Linked DNA regions of Homo sapiens: region 1 is linked to region 2. Evidence: read pairs that join two places in POLR2A ChIA-PET (ENCODE). Cell type or tissue: MCF 10A. All regions are shown on one strand. Links, peaks and the distances in the headings refer to the core of each region. The heading gives the core; the rest is flanking DNA. Region 1 overlaps CREB5 (cAMP responsive element binding protein 5). Region 2 has its middle 55 kb from the start of CREB5.

Region 1 (8,903 bases), core at 192-8,191, 390 kb after region 2:
TGTCTCTACTAAAAATACAAAAATTAGCCAGGCGTGGTGGTGTGCGCCTGTAGTCCCAGCTACTTGGGAGGCGGAGGCAGAAGAATTGCTTGAACCCGGGAGGCGGAGGTTGCAGTGAGCAGAGATCACACCACTGCACTCCAGCCTGAGCAACAGAGTGAGATTCCCTCTAAAAAAAAAAAAAAAAAAAAAATCCATAGTGTGGTGTTCTCACATTTGATTAACATATTATGACTTTTTGATGTCTGAGTAATTGATTCTTATTACCATTGAAACCAGAGATGGGAGTGATGGAAATGACCTACAGAAGGATTAAATCTACCCACTGCAAGGGCTGAACTAATTGAAGCAATTCTATGTGCTTACTTCATATTAGAAAATGAGCAAACCCGGCCGGGCGCGGTGGCTCACGCCTGTAATCCCAGCACTTTGGGAGGCCGAGGCGGGCAGATCATGAGGTCAGGAGATCGAGACCATCCTGGCTAACATGGTGAAACCCCATCTCTACTAAAAATACAAAAAATTAGCCAGGCATGGTGGCAGGTGCCTGTAGTCCCAGCTACTCGGGAGGCTGAGGCAGGAGAATGGCGTGAACCTGGGAGGCGGAGCTTGCAGTGAGCCGAGATGGCGCCACTGCACTCCAGCCTGGGCCACAGAGCAAGACTCCGTCTCAAAAAAAAAGAAAAGAAAAGGAAAGAAAAGAAAATGAGCAAACCCTTCATCTCCTCCTCATCATTACTAACACCAACATTGTCTGACATTTTTGTCCACCTAGAAATTGTATTCATGATTTCTTAAAACATAAGTTACTCACTAATCCTCATTCACCTCTCAGGATATACTTGGGAAATTTTCAAGTAGTATCACACACTGTTGCTTTTTCTTATTTTGCTTTTTTTTTCTTTTGAGATGGAGTTTCACTCTCGTTGCCCAAGGTGGAGTGCAATGGTGCGATCTTGGCTCATTGCAACCTCTACCTTCCAGATTCAAGCGATTCTCCTGCTTCAGACTCCTGAGTAGCTGGGATTACAGGTGTGCACCACCATGTCCAGCTAATTTTTTGTATTTTTAGTAGAAATAGGGTTTCACCATGTTAGTCAGGCTGGTCTTGAACTCCTGACCTCAAGTGATCTGCCGGCGTCGGCCTTCCAAAGTGCTGGAATTACAGGCATGAGCCACCGTGCCCAGCTTATTTTGCTTTTACTAATCGAGTGTTGAGACTTGGATGACAGTGTAGGCCCTAAGGTGCTATATAGCTCATTGTCCCTGGTGATTCAAGGCTATTTTTTGCCAAAACATGGCAGGGAGGAAACCCAGGGAAGTGGACATTAGAAAACTTAGAAAAAGATTTGTCTCTATCCGACTGCAGTGGCTCACGCCTGTAATCCCTGCACTTTGGGAGGCTAAGATAGAAGGATTGTTTGAGGCCAGGAGTTTGAGACCAGCCTGGGCAACCTGGTGAAACCTCATCTCTACAAAAAATACAAAAATTAGCTGGGTATAGTGGTGTGCACCTGTAGTCCCAGCTACTTGGGAGGCTGAAATGGGAGGATCACCTGAGCCCAGGAAGTCAAGGCTGCAGTGAGCTGTGATTGCACCACTACACTCTAGCTTGGCATCAGAGTGAGACCCTGTTTCAAAAAATAAAAAAGAAAGAAAACGAAAAGCTTAGGAAACTGTTTGTTTCTGTATTGGTTTGTTAGCGATATCCCAACAACATACCGCAGACTGAGTAGCTTAAACCACAGAAATTCATTTCTCCAGTCTCAAAATTCTGGAGGGTGGAAGTCCAAGATCAAGGTGTCAGTGGGGTGATTCCTCCAGAGGGCTGTGCGGGGAAGAATCTGTTTCAGGCCTCTCTCCTTGGCTTGTAGATGGCCAACTTCCCCCTGTGTCCTTCCCCGGTCTTTCTTCTCTGCTGTGTCTGTGTCCTAATCTCCTTTTCTTTTTTTTTTTTTTTTTTTTTTTTATTATACTCTAAGTTTTAGGGTACATGTGCACATTGTGCAGGTTAGTTACATATGTATACATGTGCCATGCTGGTGCGCTGCACCCACTAATGTGTCATCTAGCATTAGGTATATCTCCCAATGCTATCCCTCCCCCCTCCCCCGACCCCACCACAGTCCCCAGAGTGTGATATTCCCCTTCCTGTGTCCATGTGATCTCATTGTTCAATTCCCACCTATGAGTGAGAATATGCGGTGTTTGGTTTTTTGTTCTTGCGATAGTTTACTGAGAATGATGGTTTCCAATTTCATCCATGTCCCTACAAAGGATATGAACTCATCATTTTTTATGGCTGCATAGTATTCCATGGTGTATATGTGCCACATTTTCTTAATCCAGTCTATCATTTGATTCCTAATCTCCTTTTCTTATGAGGACACCAGTCATATTAGATTAGGGCCCATCCATATGACCTCTCATTTTACCTTTAGTACCTCTTTTTTTTTTTTTTTTTTTTTTTTTTGAGATGGAGTCTTGCTTTGTTACCAGGCTGGAATGCAGTGATGCGACCTCAGCTCACTGCAGCTTCCGCCTCCCACGTTCAAGCGATTCTCGTGCCTCAGCCTCCCGAGTAGCTGGGATTACAGGTACACACCACCACGCCCTGCTAATTTTTGTATTTTTAGTAGAGACGGGGTTTCACCATGTTGGCCAGGGTGGTCTCGATCTCTTGACCTCAGGTGATCCACCCGCCTCGGCCTCCCAAAGAGCTGGGATTACAGGCATGAGCCACCATGCCCGGCCCCCTTTATTACCTCTTTAAATGTCCTGTCTCCAAATACAGTCACATACTGAGGTCCCGGAGTTAGGATTTCAACATATGAATTTGAGGTGGGACATGGGAGGAACAAAATTCAGCCCATAGCAGTTTCCTAAACTGAAGATTGCTTAAATATTAAAATCTTAAACAAAATCCTAACCAGGATGCAATGATTTGCCTTTGCAAAATCAAATCTCGAATTCCAGTGGGAGTTCTCTAAGGATCTGTAAAGCCTAACTGTGTTGGGCTGGTCTTTCTCAGGAAGAGACCTCCCTTGAGAATATTGTAGCTTGCAGACTGGTTCATTTATGAAGCTGAAAGCAGGCAAGAGAGGTGCCCAGGGTACAAATATAGGAAAGAGCTTGCTCTTGGCTGTCTGCATGCTGACCGTGTACTGTGCATTTGCACAATTCTGAGAGTGAATATCTCTTTAAATCTTGTGCCCTGAACATCTCTCTTGCTCCACGCTGGTCCTTGCACTTCTGTAGAGGAAGGCAAACAGTATTCATAAGTTGTAGTCGCTCTTTCAATGATGTTTTGGCAAACATCTAGTATTCAAGTGTTCTCAGAAGTTGATTGAAAGTGTGATTGTTAACACAGGCTGGGGGAAGGAATACGAAGGTGTCCTAAGTCATTTCCTTGTTAATAGTGACAGCCACTGAACCAGGAATAGATTTTGAGGTCCTTGTGCTGTATCTCTACATTTGTAACCCAATGTCATGCTTGCTTTTATTTGGCTGCATTCTTAGCCTTGATGCTAGATGATGACCTAGAGGACAGCCCAGGATTTGGGAAGGGATTCCATGCCTTGATTTGTGAATCCATAGCCAGGCTCAGAATATGCTGAGGTCTTTGGCACTGTGTCAGTGATATGATCCTCTCAGAAGTGTCCAGCTCTATTCTGAGAACGGAGCAGGCGCAGATGCACCTCATCTCTGCCAGTGGCTGTGGCTGTGAACTTTAGAAACCCATTCTGCTATTACAGAGCAGAACCCCAAGAGCTAGAGCAGATGATCCACACCTCTGGAGCATGCTGCTGTTCTAGCAACAGGCCGGAGCTGTCTAGACAGGAGAGAGCTTTCCTTCTTACCCCTGGCAGTCCTTGATCTGACCATGGAGGCAATGCTGTTTTCTTTCCAGAAGTGGCGTGGTTAGTGAGGCAGTGAATGTTGCTGTCTTTTAAGAGACCAGCTAGGACACCTAAGTCCCAGGCTTTCAGGATGAACATTTTAGTGCTCTGGCTCCCTGCTTTTGCCTAAGAACACGCACTTCCTCCAAGAACCTGCTCAAGCCCTCCTGGAGGAAGTCCAGATCAATGCTTCTACTCACTGTCCTCAGCTCAGTGCCTTGACATGAATTTGCAGAGCCTGATGAAATATTTTCTCATTCTGAGGGGAAAATCAAAGCCACCTCTCCCCTTCCATCTGACTATTCAAAATGTACCAGAATTTCCTTTAGAAGTTGATCTCTAAGGAGGTACAAAGCTACTTTTGCAATGAGCCCCCTTTTTAGTATTACGTGAAAGTTCCACCATTAATATTAGCAAAAATGAATTCTCTAGGGACATGGAGAGAAAGAAATTTTGGTTATAAGGTCAGTCTGCCTGTAACTTTCTCATTCTCTCACTCTATGTAAAGCAACAAGAAAAGTTGTAAGTTCAACATGGCATTAGTCTGTAGAGGCTCGTTTCAATACCACAAAGGCTACTTCCAGCTAAATTTTAATAATCTAAGGCCTTGCTGCTCAAAGTGGGGTCCCTTGACCCACAGCACCACCGGGGAGCCCTTTAGGAATGCAGAATCCCTGGCCCCACCTCAGACCTGCTTTTTAATAAGATTCTCAGGTAGCTCGCAAGCACATTAAGCTGTGAGAAGCACTGTTTTAGGAACTAATGAACCTTAAGAGATTCTGTCCAAAGACAGGAAGATTTGAATTATCTTCTCTACCCAGAAGCTGATAATTAACTTTAGCAGTTGTTAGAGGCGATGGTTTCTTCCTATCAAGTCCTTTTGCAGATGGTCCCTCTCTTATCCATTCTGTTTGAGACCCCTTCAGTTTGTAATGAAGCTTAATTGATTAGCTCTATTTGTGAAAAGCTCAGGCCCTAATAAGCACACTCCCACTGGGTACACAACTAAATAGTTTATGAGGTAATTCGTATTTTAATGTCTTTCCTAATGAGCCCTTTCAGTAATGAAATCCCCTGAGAAAACGTTATTGGTTCCCAGACGTTTCTTAGGCTCCTAGGGCAGGAAGGCTGATGAAGGTGGAAACATGAGGCTCTAGAGTAGAAAACAGTTTTCAGTTCAAAACAAGGCAGATTCTTTTCTTCCCCCTCAAGAAATATTTCAAATATGGCTTTTCATACCTTATTTTCTAAATCCTTATCTTCTCAATCATTTAGAAAAACTAGAAACAAGACTTTTTTTTTTTTTCCTGAGGCTGTTGTGGAATTCCTTTCCTCTGCAGTAAATAAATAATATGAGGGTTGCCAGTGTGTATGATGTTATACAAACAAGAAAGACAGATGGAGAGGAAAAGATACAGGGAGACAGAAATGTGTGCACACACACTTGTGTGCAAATACACACACAGCACCTGCTTGGTGCCTCAATGTTCTTTGTAAGTCTGTATTTAAATCTTCTCAGCATCATCACTTCTGTAATAGTTGATAAATGTGTCAATCCCTCCTCATTAAGGGTGAAGCCAAAATGAGTCCCATAATGAGAAAGAAGCATTTAGAATAGCAAAGTGGCTGAGCAACAAGACAGTTATCTGTAGCACAGCAGAATTCGATCCAAAGGGAGTTACAGCAAATTCCCTTTAAGTGAGGAAGGAAGCTGTGTCACAGGGGTTTGCTGGCAGCTGTCTGGAACCTGCAGTGGTGAAGGGACTCACCTTTCTGCTCCGAAGCTGAGCAGAGAGTAGACACACTCATTCTTGAGCCCTAATTTGAAGCCAGACAGCAGGCAAAGAAGACCAGTCCCAGCGTGTTTTTTTTCCAGTCTCTCCCTCTGAGAAAGCTTCAGACACCAGGCTGGGTTGGCCAGCCTGACACAGTGCCTGTCCTGTAAGTGATGGCAAAGCGTATCCTGACCCTACTTTACCTAACACGAAGATCAAAGCCTCCCAGCATGTAATGGATGCTGAAAAACAGCCTTTGTTTACCAGTCTTGCCCTTTAACTTGTTAAGGGCGCCCCTCCCCTGAAGAAACACACTTTCTCAGCTGGATGCAGGAGAGGGAACAGAATTGTGGAAGATGTCCTTAACAGGCCCTTCTAGAATCACTGCTCACGGTGGTGTCTCCATTCCCATAGGAGGAAAGCCAGAACCACAGGCCAGGGTCAATGAACGTATTCCAGCTGGGCCTGTGGCCATGTGGCTGGCTGCAGATTTTGCTTTGTTACCTGATGGCTTTGGATAAGCAGGATAAAAAATAATGACTTAATAGACCATGAGTTTTAATAACATGTCTGCAGGTCACTGGGAACAGGGACAGCATAGAGCTCATGTGTAGTGTTTTGCTTTGTTTTCTTGACAAGCAAAATGAGTTGTCTTCATGGGTACTGTATGCAAATCTAAATCTCTACAAGCCAAATTTTGTGGTAAATTCTGTGATCTGTGGGTATGTCAGGATTTTATGAATGAGACAAGCACATATATGTGTAGGACTTCTTTGAAATCCCAGTTATCACTCTAGCTGTCACTATGAGGAAGAACAATGTGTGGGCAAGGAAAAGCTCTTTGCTCAAAGCCAGAGCCAGCAATCTTGAGGACAGAGACAGCATTCTAAGTGTGATCCTGCTAAAACTAGAGAGAATGTGTCCAAGCCAAGGACGACGAATTACTAGAGCTCAGTGGTATGAAAAAAGAAGAATCTCAGAGTTCTGGAGAAAATTCTTTAAATACCCAGGGCAGGCTTTGTGGAGGTACCTTCATCCTTGAGAAGAGAGACTTCAGTATCTGTGGAACAAGTGAAGCTAGAACTTGGCATCGGAGCATAGTGCTGAGCAAAGAAGCCTCTACTCAGATAGATTTGAGTTACCACGGCATGCCAGTGAGGAAAAGCAGCCTGCACAGGCCCCAGCGTGCAATGAGGATTTTAAGATGGTTTGTAGGTCTTGGCCCTCCAGACAGTGAGTTTGCAAGCCTCTGTGAGATTCTGCCTGGAAAGGAATAAATGCAAGAGGGGAGGAAAATCTGAATGAAGTTTTTATTCTGGAGGGCTCTCCCAGTGTCGTAGCTGCTTTTGTGCAGGGACAGGGACAAAGAAAGCAACCAAAGAGTGGGTGGCTGGGATTTATGTATTTGATTGTCTCACTTAACAATCAATGAGGCTTTAATATTCTTGAAAGTTCAGGCTCCTACTAAAACTGCCTTGAGCCAACTGCAACTTGGATTTGTAAGCAGAATCCAAGCCTGACCTCCTAAGGTGTATGCTCCAACCCCTTATTCTCTGAGTGTTTCAGCATCTGTGAAAGCAGAGGCCTCAACCCAGAGTGGTAATTTCAGCAACTTTTCCAAACAACATTCTGGGCGAGACAAGTCAGCTCCTTCCCATTTACTTATGAGTTAATTAGTATTTAAATACAAGTCTCCAGGCCAGTGATTTATTTTAATAATATCTTAGCCCCTTGGCAGGCCCATGACTTCATGACTGCAGCAGTGGGGAAAGGGCACACCGCCCTGATGGATGTCTCAGTGCTGCATGTGGCTGATTTACAAGGCAGTCCTCTGATCTGAGTCACTCTTACTTCCTCTGCTGCAAACCCATTGAGTGGCACCCAGCGGTTGGAGCGTCTACTTGCTTAAAGTGACAGTTAAAAGAAGAGAGTGGGTTGAATACAAATAACGTGGATGAAATTATTATTGAACAAGAAATCACTGGATACTTCAAATTGTGAAGCAGTTGTATATTGGCCAAATAGGATCAGTTTCCATATGTTCATTGTCTGTTGCATTTATTAAAACAAAAGGCTATAGATGCTGGTTTTAAATCAGTCATCTGCATTTTATAGGTCTCATTACAACAATGTCCATAATGATGGAGTCAGCTGATTTTTTTCAAGACAATCTTTAAGGTTATTTTGTGTTTATTAGGTTGCTAGGGGTACCTAATACATCAGTACGAATAGAAGAAGTGTTTAATGCAGTTGCCAGATTTTTATGCAAGATAAATAGTTTTACATGTCTCAGAAGTAGAATCCAATTGGCCAAGAAGTTGGCCAAGAGCTGAAATTTGACATCATTCTTGGCAACTGATAGTTTTTTTTTTTAACGTGCATTATATAAAAAGCTCACTATATCTTTTCTAGATATAATATTAGACTGCAAATATAACTTTTAACAATAAATCAATATATGTAAATGATAAAGTATGTTTCCTAACTGTTGGTCACAGCAATAGACAACATTTCAAATGGAAATATGCATTTTTTCTTTTTTCCTTTAGTATTTTTGAAATGAGAATATATGTGGCATATCTTTATGTTGTAGAGCTCAGTGATACAACAAATACCTATGAGCCCAGCCCCCAGCCCCCAGCCCCAGAACCAGAGCATCACCAGTCATTTCTAACTGTCAGTGTGTTCCTTCCACGTTCCATCCTGCCTCGCCCTTGGGGTCGTCACTGTCCTGAAGTTGGGGCTCATCATCCTTTGGCATTTAAAAGGAGTTTTATCACAAATGTATGCATATCTTAACAATAAACTGGTTAATCTTGCTTGTTTTTGAGCTTTATATGAAATGGCATATAGAATGGAGTTGTCTGGGCTTGCTTTTTCACTTAACATTATAAATTTCTGACAAGAAAATTTGTGGATCTCATTTTAAGGAAGAGAATGGCCCCATATACAAATCATTTTTAACCTCTACTATAGATATGTGATACACAAGAAATGTAAGAAATACATGTAGAAGCTTAATACGAAATATATCACTTTTTTTATTAGAGTCAGAGATGCTTGCTGTTTCCATACTTATTGTATTTTAATTGGTAAAAGATGATTAAAACATATGAATTAAGCCTCATTTTGATGTTTCTGCAATGTGGTAATTAAACCCAGAGAAGATATATTTTCTATGAAACTATTACACCTAATTAGCATGTAATAATTGTCAAATTAAATATAT
Region 2 (8,903 bases), core at 712-8,711:
AAGGAAGACTAGCCGGGTGGAAAAGTTTATGTGCATACATATAAGATAAAGTGTTTCAGGGAAAGGAAGCAGCATACAAAAATGGGAGAACGGGTCCAGGCGCGGTGGCTCACACCTGTAATCCCAGCACTTTGGGAGGCCGAGGCGGGCAGATCACGAGGTCAGGAGGTCGAGACCATCCTGGCTAACATGGTGAAACCCCGTCTCTACTAAAAATACAAAAAATTAGCTGGGTGTGGTGGCAGGCGCCTGTAGTCCCAGCTACTCGGGAGGCTGAGGCAGGAGAATGGCGTGAACCCAGGAGGCGGAGCTTGCAGTGAGCAGAGATCACACCACTGCACTCCAGCCTGGGGAACAAAGCAAGACTCCATCTCAAAAAAAAAAAAATGAGAGAATGGGGTGCAGTAGGAAAACTGAAAGTAGCTCAGATAAGCAAGGTGTCAAGCACAAAGGGTGATGAAGTGGACACACAAAGCTCTAGAGGTAGTAAGACACCATTAAAGACATTATTAAGCAGATTAAGGAGCTTGGACTATATCTGGAGATAAGCAGGAAGTCATTTGGAATTTTTAGCAGAAGAGGGACTTGATCAGAATAAAATTTAGGCACGATCCTTCTGCCAGCAGGATAGAGAATAAATTTGTGTACTACTAAGGAGTGCTTGCATGTCTAAATTAAGTATGGAAGGAAGGCGTGATGGTTAATACTGAGTGTCCACTTGATTGGATTGAAGGATGCAAAGTATTGATCCTGGGTGCATCTGTGAGGGTGTTGCCAAAGGAGATTAACATTGAGTCAGTGGGCTGGGAAAGGCAGACCCACCCTTAATCTGGGTGGGCACCATCTAATCAGCTGCCAGCGCAGCCAGGATATAAAACAGCCAGGAAAACATGAAAAGGTTAGATTGGCCTAGCCTCCCAGCCTATGTCTTTCTCCTATGCTGATGCTTCCTGCTCTCGAATATCAGACTCCAGGTTTTTCAGTTTTGGGACTCAAACTGGCTCTCCTTGCTCCTCAGCTTGCAGACGGCGTATTGTGGGACTTTGTGATCATGTGAGTTAATGCTTAATAAACTCCCCTCTATATGTATCTCTCTATACTATTAGTTCTGTCCCTCCAGAGAACCCTGACTAATACAAAAGGTTACAACCTAATTCAAGCTCCCACGTCACTGCAGTGCCAGGGCCCTCCCTGTGCCAGACTCTGTTGGTTGACTCATCAACCCTTCCCTCCTTTGCCCACATCCCAGAGACTTAAGAACCCAGATGCTTGTTTTCCCAGCCATTTGGCAAGGGGTAGCCATGTGACTCAGTGTGGCTGCAGGCTTCTGGGAGAGAGTTTAACTTGTTGATAATGGGAGAAGCTCACTAGGAGGCTGTGTAAGAAGCTGACATCTGGACCCATCTTTTAACCGTGAAGTCACAGACGTAAGGATGAATGCCTGCATGGAGCAAAAGGATGGAAAGAGCCTGGGTTTCAGATGACAGCATTCCTCTAAACCAATGGGGCCTAGCCACCCCCGCATGGCTTGTTAAGCAAGCAGTAAATGTGCCTCTGGTTTAAGCCACTGTTGGTTATGTCTTCCGTTGCAGCAGAAAACATCCCTAGGAAAGTCACATGCATTAATGCAAGTGACTTGCAATTTTCTATTTCATTTTGACTGTGTATGCACTGCCTGGATTCTTCAAGCAAGAGAAGGACATTTCTATAGTGCATCTGTTATGGTGACAGGTTACAAGACAGAGCTCTGTGAAGCTCCTGCTCCCTTTGGGATGAAAGCGTGCATGTGCAGCACCTGCTCTGGACAGGACAGAGGAGGTCTGGTGGATTCCTTCAGCCGTGGCTCAGTTTCTTTCTGCTGACCCTTGGCATGGCATGAAACAAAGTCCATTTGGCCTGTGATTTCATCTGAGACACCCGCAGTCATAGTAGAGAGAATCATGAAATTTTTTTATTACATGATTTCTTAAAATCATAATAAGACTTTATGTTTGGAGAAAAATATTACAACATACTTTTCCTTCAAGCAATTTATGTTAATAGAAGAGTGTCCTAAAGAAAAGATTAAACACAGCAGTGGAGCCTGTTATATTTTTCTCAGACAGACACAGCCCTTTTATTGAAATTCTAATGAAATATATACCCATAAAAATGCTCCCCCTGCCACCACTTAAATGGTATTCGCATGTACAGCATACCCATGCCAACAGCCACTGATTAACATGTCATCTGAGGTCTGCCATCACCTGACAGGATAAAGCTAATCCGAATCGACTACCTGCCGCATTTTTATGACACGCAGCTATTGAAAAGTACAGGAATAATTAACTGGAAATGTAATAAGAGGAGGCTCTCTCTGAGCTCGGGGCTGTCACAGAGCGTAACACCTGATATGGCTTCCCTGAGTGCCAGGCCCACTGCAATAACACTTTTTAATGCTACTTTCTGAAGAAACGAGTGACTCAAGTCGTCCATCAGGGCAATTCGTTGTGAGGAGAGCATGACAGCTGTGGCAGGTATAAAACAGAGGTGCCTTGTTCCACTGAGTGACACTAATTACGGGTAAGAGCTTTGTAAACACGCCTCTCTGTTCGGAAGAAGTGAACAACATAGAGTAAAGCACCAGCATAACCAAAATGACGTCTATAAATAAATAGGAAAGAACGGCACTTTTCTAATTGAATGCAGATAGGTAAATAAATCAGGGGGCACTTAAGCCCATTTTAGATACAATGAGTCATTTTCTACTCTCCGACAAAGTGAATGGCAATTGGCTCTTGGAGTTTACCCAGATGTAGCATGCTGGAAAGAAGGATTTCCACTTCCACAGCTGCTATCTCAATGAAGTGGGTATGTATTTGTATTATAACACACAGATGTGTGTGCATACATGGGTTTGTGTGAAACACCCTCTCTACTTAGCAATAGGTTTTATTTTTACAACGTCGTTTTAGGCAATGGTTTGGTACTCTGAATGCACTTAACTAGAGGTGAAGTGATACATGTGTTGATCCTTTACCCAGGCTGGCCCACAGATATAAACCCACGGGCAGACCGATCAATAGGCTTTTGGGGGCGAACGTGATAACCTACCCTCACCTGTTGTCTTGGTTAGCATTGCATTCAGCTACAAGTGAGATAAAACCCAAAGGAATCACTTGAATAAGTTCCTTTATGTGTCATGTAAAAGTACAGGTAGATGGCCTAGGGCTGCTGTGGTACTCCTGGGGCAGGGAGACAGGCTGCCCCTGGTGTGTGGCTTTGCTACACGGAGTGCTGTGTTTCGGCCACAGGATGAGAATTGACAAAGGGCACACACACACTGTTTCTTAATTAGGTTTCTGGATGCTGCCACATGGCACTTGTCGTCAGCCGGAGCTAAGTCACACGGCCGTCTGTGGCTGCAAGGGAACTGACAGTGTGTCTCCTTTCCTGGGGGTTAACAGTGTTATCACCATAAAGAAGGGCAACATGGACACTGGGAAACAACCAGCAACTCTACCACACGTGATTATATAGCGGAGGAAGCTGTTCTGTAACAAGTAATAAGACAAAAATGCCAAGGGCCCTGGCACACACTCACTTTCCTCTTTCTTTTTTCCCTGCATCCCTCGCTAAAGCCACAGAAGGAGTTACCTGGTGTGGGTCAAGAAACAAATGCTAAATTGAAGAATATTTCCCACTCTCCAGAGAGAGTTAAGGGAAGGCTGTGTTGCTGGCTTCTTAAATCTCACCTTGCTGATGTCCAAATTCTACAGCACATCTTTCTTCAGCATGGATCTAGATTCTTATTTGAAAAGCAGCTTCCTCTGGGAATAACTTTCAATGTCCATCAGATTTTTACATTTTCATTTGAAAGGGTTTCTGAGTTTCCTTTCTTTTCTTGCAAGCAGACGTCTTTACTGGGAGAAAATCAGGTTGGACCTGCCCATATAACTTGTTGAAGATGAAGGGAGGTATAGTAAATTTGGTATTTAAGTGTTTGTATGATTTATTTAGGATTTTGCTGTTTGCAGTCATTGGATAAGAATTCTATTAATCTGGATTTTTTTAAAGAAAAATTTTTTTCGTGGGTCTTTTTTCACTTAAGCAATGAAGAAAAAGAAAATAAAATTACTCTCAATCCTTCTTTTCCTTTTCCTGCTAGGCTTTTATCTCTCTGCTTTAGAGATGCGTGACTTCGTGTGCATGGATGTATGTCACTTAGCACATGCTCCTGGGGAACACGGAGTATATGCATTGGAGTTCTTCAATGTACAAGAACTAAGTAAATACAGTATTGTGCCAGAAGTTAACTGTGGAGGCAAATGCTTGGAATAGCATTTAGTACCACTCTACACAAGTCAGAGCTTTTATTAAGGAATTCTTGGAAGTGGCTGTGGTTCATGAAAGAAAGGAAAGATCTTTAAAGTGAAAGGAAAGGGTATTTTGGGGTGTTATGGGTGGTGTAAGGTGGGTGGGGGCAGAATTTAAACTCATATCATTGGATTTAGTATGTGCTTATTGATAGCAGAGGAAGAGGCCAGTGTGGAAAAAAGAGCCCGAGTTTTGGGGGTTCTACAGTGAAGGAGCTGGTAGCCTTCACTAAGCACCTACTGTATGTCATGCATTGTCTGAGGCATCTTGCATACACACTTTTTTTCAGTCTGCACAACAACTGAAGTCCAAAAGAAATGAAGGACCATGGTCAAGGTCATGTCCTCTGACAATCAGAACGGGGGCTTAAATATGCTCCGCTGACCTCACAGGCTCTGTCTACCTTATCATAAACACTGGGTTAAAACATAAGGAGAAGAGCTGCTAAGCTGGTTTAACTGGGGACTCCTGCTCACACGACTCTCAGATCTCCCACTGTCCCACCTGTGGACCCCAACCATCACACATTCCCCAGCTGAGGCAGCTGCTGTGTCTCTGGGACTTGACACGGCCACTTGTGGCTGGAGAGACCACTGATGGTGTGCGGTCAGCATCAGGACCATTAGTGGTTCTTGGATATCACTGTTGGTCACCACTTATTAGCAGATGGGACAGGCCGGGAGCTCTGGTGGTTAACCAAAGCATGTTGTTTTCTTTTTAGACTTTGCCTTGATTGCCAATTAGCCAGAACTTTTGTTTTGCTTTTAAGTCACGAACATCCCAGCTGTCGAAGTCTTTCTTTCCCCAGCATCTGCAGCCGTCCTGCCTGGGGCCATGAGCTCATCTGATCTCTTACTCCAAGCTGCCTTACATTTGACCTGGTCTTGGCCATGACACTGTCAATGAAAGACCAAGTGGTAAAGTGGTATTTGTGAGTCAGTCCTCCCTCTGAGTCAGAAATGAAACAATGCCTCAGCATGTTAGAGGGAATATAGAGCCATCCTGAGATGAAGCCTGAAGGATTCTTCCCCCTTAGTTCTTTGAGGTGCAAAGTGACTTGGTATACGTATTGGGGAGTTGTTAATAGGGGTGAGGAGAACCCCTCAGGGCAGCCAGATGCATTCTCATTTTTCCTTCTTTCTTTTCCCCTCTCCTTTCTTTTCTTCTTTCTGACTTTTTACTTCTTTCAAAATATAGGAGCTAATCATTCAGGAGAATTTGTTTCTCTTTAATATTTTGATCAATGAATTTATTCCCAATTTAAATTCTGTCATTTGTAAAACTGTGGTAGGTGGAAAAAACACTGGATAGGGTGGGAAAGAAGGAAGAAAAAAATCCCAAACCCAAAACGAAACAAACAAACAAAAACCCAAAAAAGCGAATACACACACAAAACAAATAAAAAAAAAAAAGCTTTAAGTACTGGCTGGATAAAGAGATAGTTGAGATATGTTAAGCAAATCACAATCTCTTTGAAGCTGCATTTCCTCAAAAGAAATATGAAGACAGCCAAACTTGTCTTACCTCCCCTATAAGAGCGTTGTCAGAGACACTAATGAAATAATCTGTGTGAAAGTACTTTGTAAATCCGTGCATTTACGGCCAATTGATTTTTGACAAAGATACCAAGAACACACAATGGGGAAAGGACAGTCTGTTCAATAAAGGGTGTTGAGGAAACTGGATATCCATGTACAGAAGAACGAAATTGAACTCTTATTTCATACCATATACAAACATCAGCTCATGATCATTTAAATACTTGAACATCATACCTGAAACTGTAAAACTACTAGAAGAAAACATAGCAGGAAAACCACACAACACTGGTCTAGGCAATGATCGTTTGCATTGGACCTCAAAAGCTCAGGCAATGAAAGCAAAAATAGATAAATAGGATTACATCAAACTTAAAAAGCTTCTGTACATCAAAGAAAACAATCGACAGAGTAAAGAGACAATATACAAATTAGAAAAAATATACTGGTAAGGCACATATCTGATAAGGAGTTAACATCCAAAATATATAAGGAACTCAAACAACTCAATAGCAAGGAAACAAATAACCTGATTTAAAAAATAGGCAAAGGCCCTGAAGGGACATTTCTCTAAACATGACATACAAATAGCCAACAGATATATGAAAAAATGCTCAACATCACTAATCATCAGGGAAACACGAATTAAAGCCACCATGAGGTATCATCTCATACCGGTCAGAATGACTATTCTCAAAAGATGAAAGATAATAAGAGTTGGTGAGAATGTGGAGAGGGAACAGTTGTGCACTGTTGGTGGGAATGGAAATGGGTACAACCACTGTGAAAAACCATATGGAGATTCCTCAAAAAGCTAAGAATAGAATTACCACATGGTCCACAATCTACTTCTGGTTATATATCTAAACAATTGGAAATCAGTATGTTGAAGAGATATTGGCATTTCCATGTTTTTGTAGCATTATTCACAATATCCAAGTTATACAATCAACCTAAGTTTACATCAGTGAATGAATAGATTAAAAAATAGGGTATCTATCCACAATGGAATGTTATTCAGCCTTTAAAAAGAAATTCTGTCATTTTCAACAACATGGATGAACCTGGAGGACATTATGGTAAGTGAAATAAGCCAGGCACAGAAAGACAAATACTACATGTTTTAGATTCACTTATATGTTGAATCTAAAACAGTCAGACTCACAGAAGCAGAGAGTACTGTGGTGGTTACGAAAGGCAGAGAGTGGGGGAAATAGGGAGATGTGGTCAAAGGGTACAATATTTCAGTTAGACTGGAGGAATAAATGGAATTTGAGGTAATAGATAAGCTAATTAACTTGATCCAATCATTCCACATTGTATACATATAATATCACTTTGTGCCCCATAAATATATATAATTTTTCAATATGTAATAACACTTAAAAAATAGAAAGTGCCTTATAAAACGTGTAGTCTGTCACAAGCATAGTTAGCAGTTTGTGTTCTGGGTTGGTACTGGTCTGGGAGCAATCATTCCTAGTGGTGTGTGATGGGAAAAATAGTTTTTGTCAGTGATTCTCCACTGGGGGAAGCTTTGTTTGACCCCAGGGATATTGGCAATGTCTACAGACATTTTTAGTTGTAACCACTGAGGGGCAGGGTGCTACCAGCATCTAGTAGATAGGGGCCAGGGATGCTGCTGAACATCCTGTAATGCACAGAACAGCCCTCCACAACAAAAAATTATCTGACCCCCAATGTCAATAGTCCTGAGGCTAAACACCTCTGATTTATTTTAATAAACCTCAGCTAAAAAAAAACTTACTGTAGGACAGAAATAACTGTAATAATAAGATTACTTATTGCACGGAGGTTGAATAAAGCAGCGCAACTAACTCATAGCTCAGTGCCTGGCATATGTTGCGTTCATAGCCTATTTCATGCTCAGTGTTCCCGTTATGGCTCTTTCTAGAATCCTTCCTACATATTTGCAGTCCTTCATCATCAACCCTTCCTAATTTTACATGAGTCAATGTTCATATTGCTTTGGCTGCCTACACACCAGTTTTCTTTTTGAGAATTTCTTCCCTCCAATCATTGTGAGGCCTTGGTGGCAACATAAATCCAGATGCCTCTCTAAGGAAGCAAAAGAGGCCACATCCTTTTCCCTGCCCCAGCCCAGCTAGGTGGTGGGCATATGACCTGACATTGGCCAAATAATTTCTTCCAGGGTGTTGACTCTTGAGTGGAAGAAGTGATAAAAACATGCAGCAGTTTGCTGACCTCAGGGTTCCTGCTTGAGTTTATTCCTCTGGGGCCTGCTTTCAAACTCCATAGAGCCTCTTGGTTCCTGTCTTTTTCAGGGCCTCTTTTCAGCCTCCTGCGGACTCAGCAGGGCTCCCACAGCATTCAATACATTTCCAGAGTTTGTTCTGTTGCTTGCAGCCAAAACTCTTGACTGATCACTTGCCCACCAATGACCCAATGCATAGAACAATAGCACTCTGTATTGTGTCTTTTGGTAGAGGGGCTGGGGATGGAGGCATGGATTTGTAGCCTAACAAAACAGCAAAGAGCTTCTAATTGTAATTTTCCCACTAGCACTGCAGGAATATTAAGTTCTAAGTTCTTTATTGAAGTAAAAGTTGAATCTTCTTCCTCCAGCCAGGTCCTTATCAATAAACATAAATTAGCAAAGTGTTTTAGCTCTTCCCTTGTGGTGAACCCTTTACATTTGGCTAATAGAATTGGGCAACAATATGACTTAAAATATTGATTTAAGCAAATTCTCAGAAGTACATAGTATACTTATTGTAAAATATACATTTGAAGCTATCTTTTTTCATCCCATTTTACCTTTAGTGTTTGCCAAACCCTATTTTAATATCTGTATAGAATGGAAACTTACATTTTGTGTCCATCTGGGAATAGTCCAGCCAAGCAATGGCACTGGCTAGTGATAAGCACAAAAAAGAGAAATTAACAAATTAATTAATACTTATTTTTAATTTAGGTTGTTTCTCTGGACCTGAAGTATGACTGTTAGAAAAAGAAAAATCTGATAAG

Evidence for each region. ChIA-PET counts read pairs that join two places held together with the same protein. Peaks named below come from ENCODE experiments on the same cell type or tissue, not always from the same donor. Only the 100,000 strongest peaks of a DNase experiment are listed, where the experiment ranks them.
Region 1: POLR2A ChIA-PET joins it to region 2 with 5 read pairs; 3 of 35 experiments call an interaction of 5 or more read pairs at or near these places.

The regions. Positions count from the first base shown.
Region 1 is chr7:28,741,894-28,750,796 of GRCh38, forward strand. All of the region lies in intron 7 of CREB5 (cAMP responsive element binding protein 5), which reads left to right. Among named protein-coding and RNA genes, the nearest start is that of TRIL, 210 kb to the right of the region's middle. In MCF 10A, for the core only: no CTCF peak of the experiment used is centred there; a DNase peak (open chromatin) is centred at 7,518.
Region 2 is chr7:28,353,469-28,362,371 of GRCh38, forward strand. It overlaps a transcript of CREB5 not described here. Among named protein-coding and RNA genes, the nearest start is that of CREB5, 55 kb to the right of the region's middle. RefSeq lists an enhancer at 5,006-5,600. In MCF 10A, for the core only: no CTCF peak of the experiment used is centred there; DNase peaks (open chromatin) are centred at 1,263 and 5,243.